Regions from separate parts of the Homo sapiens genome. Here region 2 is linked to region 1. The links are chromatin contacts, found by Hi-C in ENCODE. All regions are on one chromosome and are shown on one strand. The core of a region is the stretch at or near the end of the contact, and the rest is flanking DNA. Distances in the headings are between cores, read along the strand shown.

What was found. A loop is a pair of places that touch in the nucleus more often than their neighbours do. Pooled maps may share reads with other maps.
Region 2: a pooled map shows a loop between it and region 1 (4-fold over the local background). The contact joins two enhancer-like sites. A Hi-C loop is called at or near these places in 3 of 37 single-sample maps with no recorded cell type and 7 of 50 pooled maps.

What each region holds. Positions count from the first base shown.
Region 1 is chr5:123,451,962-123,456,499 of GRCh38, reverse strand. No RefSeq gene overlaps it. Among named protein-coding and RNA genes, the nearest start is that of CEP120, 31 kb to the right of the region's middle. Within about 2 kb of position 1,824, at least 3 of the 41 ENCODE cell types and tissues checked have a DNase peak (open chromatin) inside an H3K27ac peak, as active enhancers do.
Region 2 is chr5:124,581,183-124,585,720 of GRCh38, reverse strand. No RefSeq gene overlaps it. Among named protein-coding and RNA genes, the nearest start is that of LINC01170, 140 kb to the right of the region's middle. Within about 2 kb of position 1,805, at least 3 of the 41 ENCODE cell types and tissues checked have a DNase peak (open chromatin) inside an H3K27ac peak, as active enhancers do.

The sequences.
Region 1 (4,538 bases), core at 575-3,074:
TTTCTTTCTCTTTAGCCACTAGTTCAGTTGGCAAGTGCTTTGTATTTATGAGTCTTAGGTCAAAGATTCACTCTCCATGTGATTTTCCTCTTACTTTATGGAGAATATCTGTCCACGTGATCATACATTGTACTCCATGCCCTGGGTAAGCACCTGATAAAAAAAAAAAATTGGCCTTTGGTCACAGGCAGGAACTGAATAAGTGTATATAGATTATTAGGTGAAAATCTAGTACACCTTTGGTGGAAAAAAACCCTCAATAAATAATAAGTTATTAATTTGGTGGGACATCTTCAAATACAAAATAACCCATTGGCTTAAGTGCATGCTTGCATCATGGGGTAATTTGCACAGTGCTTCCAGTTGAGTCTGTGACTGGGAACAAAGGATAAGCTGAGATAAATGACAAGCAAAGTTGGACATCACTCTCTCCCATGGCACTTGCCAAATAATCAAAATGTAGAAAATATTAAGTACAAATATCTGAGCCTATTTTCTAGGAATAATATTTGTCCTCCTTTCACTTCCCTTTCCCTCTCCCCATCCTTCCTCTTTAATTGAAATGCCAATAGGAATTTGACAGTGATGGACACCCTAGTGGCCTCATAATGAAGTTTGCAGATCGGGTGCAATATCTCCACTTCTAGTTGCACAAGACTGAAAAATGGTTATAATTATCCTTCTTTGCATATGTTCAAGCACAGTATGGTATTGCAGGGTGCTGTCTCTTAAAATTGTGAAACTGCAAGTCATGGTGTTTTCAGAAGACTCGGTGAATATTGGTTTATACCTTTTAGTTCCTAACTACTTGAAGCTTCCCTGTGAGCTGTATCAGAGAGGATGGATAACCAAAACAGAAACATTTGAACTCTCTGAATAACTGGGGTAATTCCTTTATGAGCTTTCTTTTTCCTTTTAAAATTTGAAAATAATATATACCATCCTATATCACACACTCTGGTTTTATGTTAAAACAAGCAACCTGATTTTTCAATGCATATTAAATATAAATATTTGCAAAGGAATATTAGTGATAATGATGATGGGGCAGTCGTGATGGTTTTGGAAAGTTTGTATGTGAACAATAGACCTTTCCATTTATATATATATATATATATATATATATCACTTTCTGGTTTCAGGCTGCTACTGCTATTTATAGTCTACCCTTGATGGTAAGCAGATGTCTCTACTCTTAATCTCTTTCCGTAGCCTTTGTTTCAGGCAAGCTGGCTCATTTCTAATTGTTCCACACTGGGCTAATCCATCCCTTTTGCTTACAATATGCTTGAATGGCACATGGTTAGATGCTGCTACAACGCAGATATTAGGGAATCCCTACATAGTGCATTCTGTGAACATTCCCTGCTCATTGGCATTACATAAAAATGCCCATTATTGAAATGCAGAGATAAATAGGGTTCCAGAACCAAGTGACTACTAGTGCTTCAGGACCTTACTATTTTCTATTAAAGTTGATTCAGAGATAAAGCTCACAAAACTGGAAACACCACCAGATGGGACATCAACTGGAGGTTAGATGTACTTCAGGATATATTAGCAACTGTAATCACAAATTGTTCAGCTATATATTCATAGTAGAAAAGATTATTAGTGGATCAGGGATTCCTAATCATCAGAGTGTGTGGCAGATTAATGTGAAGAGAAGGTTTACAGCCAGGCTTCAGATTATTGTGTACAGCCTGCAGCCAACTGTATCTCTACTATGCCTGTAGTAACAGTGGGTATACATACTTGTGCATATAAACATGACTCATCAGAAATGTCCTGCAGAAAAAAAAAAAATAGTTCGCCATTCCTCACTACTTGTAAACCTACATTTTTCCCTTAGAGTTTCATGTAGATTAATTTCCTTTTCTGTCTACCATTCTAACTCTCAAAGAAAAAGCCTTCTAGGAAATATAAATCAGTGGGTTGCCTCAACTGACATAACACTGAATTGAGAACTTTATCAATAGTTGATATTATGGAGACATTTAGTACTTTTGAGGGAAAGTTGTTTAAGGAAGTAGATACCCATGGGACTATCTTACTAGCACTGCATGCATTTCAGGCTTTTACTGTGCTCAATCAGTAATGTGTTAAAATCACAAAAGCATATGGAAAGCTTTACTTTGTTTAGGAAATATGTTTACTGAATACAGTGCAGGCATATACAGTTGCCCAAAAGGGAAAACTAAGAGGAGATTCTGTTTGCTGATTGCTTAAAGGGGGTTTCAGGATTTTATTAGCATCTTTATGTAACCAGGAAAGGGGAATCAGAGTCCTGGACTGAGCCTAAAGTAAGATTTAAGCCCATTCAAACATGTCTGAGGAACTTTTAAGCAGGACTTTCATGAGTCCATTTGCCAGAGAGTTGCTCTTTGAAAAACGGGAGAGGTAGGGAGGTTTTGTGCCTCAGGTATCCCTGTTTCATAGCCAGGGCCCCAAGCGTGAAGTTTAAAGAGAAAGGCGTAGTAGGCATGAAGCATCGAAGCAAATTCCCTAAAGCACTCAAGGGAGTAGAATGTGGCATCAAGAGGCAGGAGGCTAAGTATTCCCTTCCCTTCTGGGTGGAAAAGACCTTGGCTTTGGTACAGTAAGACTCCTGGAAATCCAATGTTGGGAGCATCTAGGGGAGGCACCCTGGTGTGGCTAGACATTAGCCTTGTCACAGGACCAGCAGCAGGGGAGGTAAAACGTACCCTCAGGTAGCTTAGGCAGGATCTGAGTTTTTGTAAGCCCATGAAAACCTTAAATGGGGAATCCAGACATATATTGGTAAGACTTTAAGTGGGGCAGAATTCCTGAAATCACAGGCAGGGGAATGAACCAGTGTTCTCCCCTCAATATTAGCCTATGTGCAATAATGACCACAGACAACATTTCTTCTGAGCATCTTACAAGTCCTAAATCATCGCCTTTCTAAGTTGGATACTATTATTATCTTAAGGGTTTTTTTTTAGATGATAAAACTGAGACGCAGAAAAGTTAAATGACTTACCTAAGGTGACACAGTAATAAATATAGAGCCCAAAATCAGACCCACCCAGACAATCTGACCCCAGACTTCTCTCTTTACCCCTTTACTATACTGCCTTGCAGTATTAAACACACTGGTCTGAGATCAATCAGGTTACCTATGTGACTTTCTATTTTCTTTCAGGAACATCGTCCAACCCTTATAAATCTAAGTAAACATTAGAAACTGTTTATATTATGATAAATTAATTAGCATTGAAAGTTTTCTCTTTTTTTTTTTTCCCAAGACGCAGTCTCGCTCTGTTGCCTAGGCTAGAGTGCAGTGGTACCATCTCGGCTTACTGCAACCTCTACCTTCCGGGTTCAAGCGATTCTCTTGCCTCAGCCTCCCAAGTAGCTGGTAATAAAGGAGCCTGCCACCACGCCTGGCTAATTTTTTGTGTGTTTTTAGTAGAGATGGGGTTTCTCCATGTTGGCCAGGCTGGTTTCAAACTCCTGACCTCAAGTGATCTGCCCGCCTTGGCCTACCAAAGTGTTGGGATTATAGGCAAGAGCCACCACGCCTATGCATTGCCTAGCCAAAAGTTGTCTAAGTATCATTGGATTTGCAGGAAAAATGGCACTTTAGAATTATTTATTAATTTGACAACTGTATCTAAACACTCATGAATAGCTGTCAAATTAGTGAAGGTAAAAAATGCAAAAAGAGTAGTTGAGGAAGCTTGGTATATGGAATGGACATGGAATGAGCAAAACCTAGTTCAATTTTGACTCTTTTGGCCACATATTTTACTATACTTACATTAATTTCCTTAATGAGAAGCTCTGAATCTAGTAGATGACAACAAAGGAAAGAGCTCCAAAAACATCGCCGGAAACATGCAGGGTTCATAGTAATCAGCTACTTAGAGAAGCATAGAGAGGAAGTAGAATAGGGCACGGAGGGGAGCCTTCCTCTCTTTTAATCATTCTATGTTGTGAAAGCAGATGCATTATAGATTAAAGATCGTGTTTGCATCTAATAGGAGAAGGGTCTGGCTTGACTGTTAGGAGAGGTAGAAAAGCTTTTTAAACATAGCATTTTGATTTGTTTTTTTTAGTTATGGTCTTTGAGAATTCAGCCTGTCAGGGTTTGAGACCTTTTCCTTCAACCTTTTCGTCTGGGTTGTATTCTGTTTAAGTTTTTACTCCAGGCTGAAGGAACCTGGAATCAAGAGTAAATTTACATTTCTTTCTGGCTTCCTGTGATAGGCAAAGGAGGAAAGGATCAGGGCCCCAAAACACTGTCTGGGATTAAACGCTGTATTAAGTTTGGGCCCAGCTCACAGGTACCTAAGGGGAGAGATCGGGAGGGACATACATCCTGGTAACTTTGCAGTGTATTTGTTGGTTACCGTATATTAAGGGCCAAATTTCTGAGTTTCACTTATAAAATGATGATAGCACTGTATATCCTACTTACTTCCCAGAATTGTTTCCAAGATTAAATAAGATGATATACATGTAAGTTTTTAGAAAACTATGTAGATTATTTTAAATTAGTAAGTAATTATTCT
Region 2 (4,538 bases), core at 556-3,055, 1.1 Mb before region 1:
CTCCAGAAGCTGATGAGGAGATGAGCAGACAAGGAGACCAGGAGACAAGCAGACGAACAGCAGAACGGTGTGGCAGAGAAAGAGAGAAGGGAAGGCATGTCTGAATGCTGAGAGGAGTTTGGCTGGGGGCGGTCAGAGGGGAGTTTAGCTGCTGGATGGCCAAACTCCAGGGGAAGATCATCTTCCCACTCCATTCCCCCTTCCAGCTCCCCATCCTTCCCACTGAGAGCCACCTCCACCACTCAATAAAACCTCTCATTCATCCTTCAAGCCTGTGTGTGACCTGATTCTTCCAGGATGCTGGGCAAGAGCTCAGGATACAGAAAGCTGTCACACTGGCCTTCTGCCCTTGTGAAAAGGCAGAGGGTCCATTGAGCTGGTTAACACTTAAGCTCTCTGTAGACAGCAAGGCTAAAGGAGCATTATAACACTGGGGCTGCAGGCACACCCCCAAACACGGGGCTGGAGCCCACAGCACTCACCCTGATTACTATACCTGCCTGTCTGTGTACTCCCCCTCCAGTCAGGAGTTTGAGCAGCAGCAGTGATGGAACAGATGAGTCACAGATCTGTTACATGTCCTATGAGGGGGATCAGGGAACTCTCCTGTTTCATTACCAGTAAAAAGAAATGTCACATACATATATACTATGTTAAATGTATGTGTATCCTATTAAGAGAAATTAGAAGAAATTCCTTTAAAATTGTGATTGGGTTCATAAAGTTGCCTTTTAGCTTTATGTACTTTCTTTTATGTTTTTTTAAGAGATGGGGTCTTGCCTTGTTGCCCAGGCTGGAGTACAGTGGTGTGATTATAGCTCACTGCAGCCTCAAACTTACCAGCTCAAGAGATCCTCCCTCCTCAGCTTCCCAAGTAGCTGGGAATACAGGTGAGTGCCACCATGCCTGGCTAATTAAAAAAAAATTCTGGAGAAGACACAAACCATCCTTGCTATGTCCTGACCCACAGACTCTATAAGCATATTAAAATAGCTATTTTATACCATGAAGCTTTGAGGTAGTTTGTTACATAGTGAAAATAATGGAAACAGGATTCTTCTTACCTGAATAAAAACCATAACACTAAAACAAAATAGACCATCAAACTCAAGGAATTTGGAAACTAGGGTCAGCCAGGATTCTTTGGTTGCAAGCAACCAAAACCCACTCACTTAAGCAAAAGAGAATTTACTGGCAGGATATGGGGCTGGAAGGATCTAGAGGAATTAAGAACAATTCCACTTAAAAAGGCCCTCTGAGGGCCTGGGCAGAAGGAACTGATGAAGAATTTCTTCAAGTCTCAAGCACTGCTATGAATGTGCTCTGACCGTAGTCAGTTGTGTCACTCTAATTAAGATTTTAATTACAAGGAAAGCAATCAGTCAACCCAGACTGAGCCACACGCCTGCACCTTGTCTAGCAGAAGACAGGCACAGTGATTTGCAGCTTCACCAAGATCAGCACACAATGGGGAAGGGCTAAGTACCCCAAGGGAAATCAGGGTGCTCTTATTTACAAAAGGAGGACTAGATATGCAAGCATCCAAAACTCATGTTGTGTGGAACTAGTAATTCAAACGTTCTCTCACTGCACTATGAGGCTTGTGGTTTCAGGTTCTGAAATCAGCTTTATTCCAGTGTTGATAGTACTCAAAGATGACTGAAGTGGATTAGGTTTCTGGTGGCTGTTCAGTGCAGATTGGAGTTTAAGGCGTTTCCTGCTTCATATTTGCATAACCAATACTGTCTTGGGTACTGAGAGTGCGTAGATGAGTCATTCTCTAGTTGATTCATAGTGAAAGTAGTGGAGCTTGTATATTGCTGAAGCTGACTTTTTATATTGGTGGTAGTAGTAGCACTCACCCAGGCCCCCCTGTCCCACAGCTATGTGACTTTTGGCTGCTAATGACAACCACTTTCCCTTCTCCAGAGAACTGGCATCAACTGGGGAAGCCTCTGTCCTTCCTATAGTTAGTGACTAAGAAGGGCTTATGACAAAGGTTAGCCCTTTGCTTCAAAGGGAGATAACTCTGCTGCATGGTTTGCGCTCTAGAATCCTCTTCCTGTGAATCAGGCCAAGGAGAGGCTTCACCTGAATTTACATCACGTGCTTGCTTGTCTCTGTCCCTTTCTTTGCTCCACTTCCTTTCTTACAGATTTCTACTGAGAGGCGGTCCTTAATAAATCACTTTCATAAGGATCCCCATCTCAGGCTCTGCTTCTAGGTAACACAACTTAGAACATGAATCTATGTCTGTGGTTCTCAAACTTTTGCGTGCATCACAATCATTTGGAAGGCTGGTTAAAAACACAGATCTCAGAATTTCTGATTGAGTAGGTCTGGGGTGTGGCCAAAGAATGTGCAAATTCCCAGGTAATGCTGATGTTGCTGGTATGGGTACCACATTTGGAGAATCATTGTCTTGGTGATTGCTGGGTGGTATGATTTCAAGCACTGAGAAGTCTCTTCTGTACTTCATGCCTACGGCAAAACTATTTTGCCAAGTAGCCCTGCCATGGAACCTAAAATTCATGCTTAACTCTCTTTGGTTAGGAGGTTGAAGACTAAAGTATAAATGCAAATGTTATCCAGAAAAGCACAAACATATTATGTTTTATCCCTTACATTGGCTTTAGCATAGTATGGTTTACTTAGCCAATTACCTAGTAGAGCTCCGAGAAAAAAGGCAATTAAGAACAGGAAGGTTTTGATAGGGTAAAAAAAATCAAGAAAGTCCCATCACGGTATATTTCCAACTCATTTTAGTCACAGAATTCTTTCTTCAAACAAAAACTTTAGAGAAAGTCCAATACAGAGACCTAAGTGCATAGACTCTAAAGAAATCATTAAGGCTGACTGGTCTTCTCACTGGCTGTGTTGGCTGGTTCAAGAGGTGCAGGATCTTTAGCTACTTCTGTTTGATCTGGGCCTGTTCCAGGGCTGGTTCCATATGGCAAGCTTATTTTGAGGAAATACACCAACCATATGATTTCACTGGGAAACTAGAGCCCCCATATTGTATTTCAAGATCTGCAGTACTACTGCTGAGAAAACATGCATTATGAAAGAAAACAGGATTTGGCGCCATTGTTTATATAAGTGATGCTTAGTAAAATCCATGTTAGAGGAATACCAATGTCATGGGCCATGTACAAATTTTTTGATGTTTTCCCTTCTGTGTATTTCATGGTCTTGCTTTTTGTTCCATTAAAAAAAGTCTAGGGCATATGAAAATGCTTAAGTAACCACACATTGCGGCCCGTGATGGCTTGGTTTTGATGAATGATGTGGGATTGCGCAGCTCATTGCAAAGTAATGCTTTTAACTTAAATCAAATCAGTTTTAAGTGAATATGTTTTGCACATTTATGCTCCAGAGTTTGAAAAAACTTTCTTCCTAGAAAACAGCACTTCTTCAGACACTCCCACCAGTGGGGGGTTGTGGGGGTCGCCTCTCTGGCTCAGTTAAGGAGAGTGTTTACTTGCTTTGTCTTCAAACTGCTACAAGTTTAGGGCCCACAGGGCTGCTGTCTTCTTAATGAAGCGGTTAATGATGTGTGAATTATAGATCCTGACAACCCCTTTAATAAAAACAACAGGACTGCATCCACAGTATAGTGTGGCTGCTAAGTAATGACAGACTGTCTGCTTAACATAATGCAGTGTCTTTAAGTAAAGCGCCATTCTTGCATGGCGGCATTGAAAATTCCTGGTCAGTGCAGAGAAGAACAAGTGTCCTGAAGAACACGTTGATGCACAGGACACTTCTCTTCCATTCAACTGGGGCTTGGAGTGCAGGAGCCAGAGAGGTTTTAGAGACATAGCAGAATCACGAACAAGCAGCTGTTTAATACTCTTTGCTTTGTCGCCTTTGCTTTCCTGTGAGGTGCCCCTGATAGCAAAGGGCTGTATGATGGATGTTTTAATAGTCTAAAAGTTGCCCTCTTCTCCCCCTCCTCCCCACTGGAGCACAGGAATGCTGGCTTTCCAGTTGATTTCAAAGAACTAATTGTCTGCTCTGAATACCTACTGATGCTTGGATAGGATAATATGCGCGCCTGGACTTAGCCAGACAAGCCGTGCAGAGGCCCAGCTGTGGAGCCAGGCACATTCTGGTTGCTGACCTGGACAGTCAGAATGCATGAAAGCCTGGCTTGTGAGGAGCTGAAACACAAACCCAAACCTAAACAAAGCCTTTTCTCTATTTAATTTGGTGGCCACTTTTAAGAAAAAGTGAATTCACTTTCAATCCCTCTATAGGCACTGAATGTGGATTCACAGGCCAAAGTCCAATCTCTTTATCATTATCCCTGGGATGAGAAAATCCAAGTCTGCCTTGTTTAGGCAGGGGTAGTTTTCCTTTAAACAGTTCAAGGAACTGTTTGTCTAACCCTCACCATTTGAGGTGACAGATAGCAAAGCAAAGCAAAGAGAATGGCATGCATTCACAAGCGCACACAAACCTTTCCGTTTGTTCCCAGAGCTCAGAGACCAGCCCAGCAACGAAATCACTGCACTGCTGAAAGGGCATTGCCATGC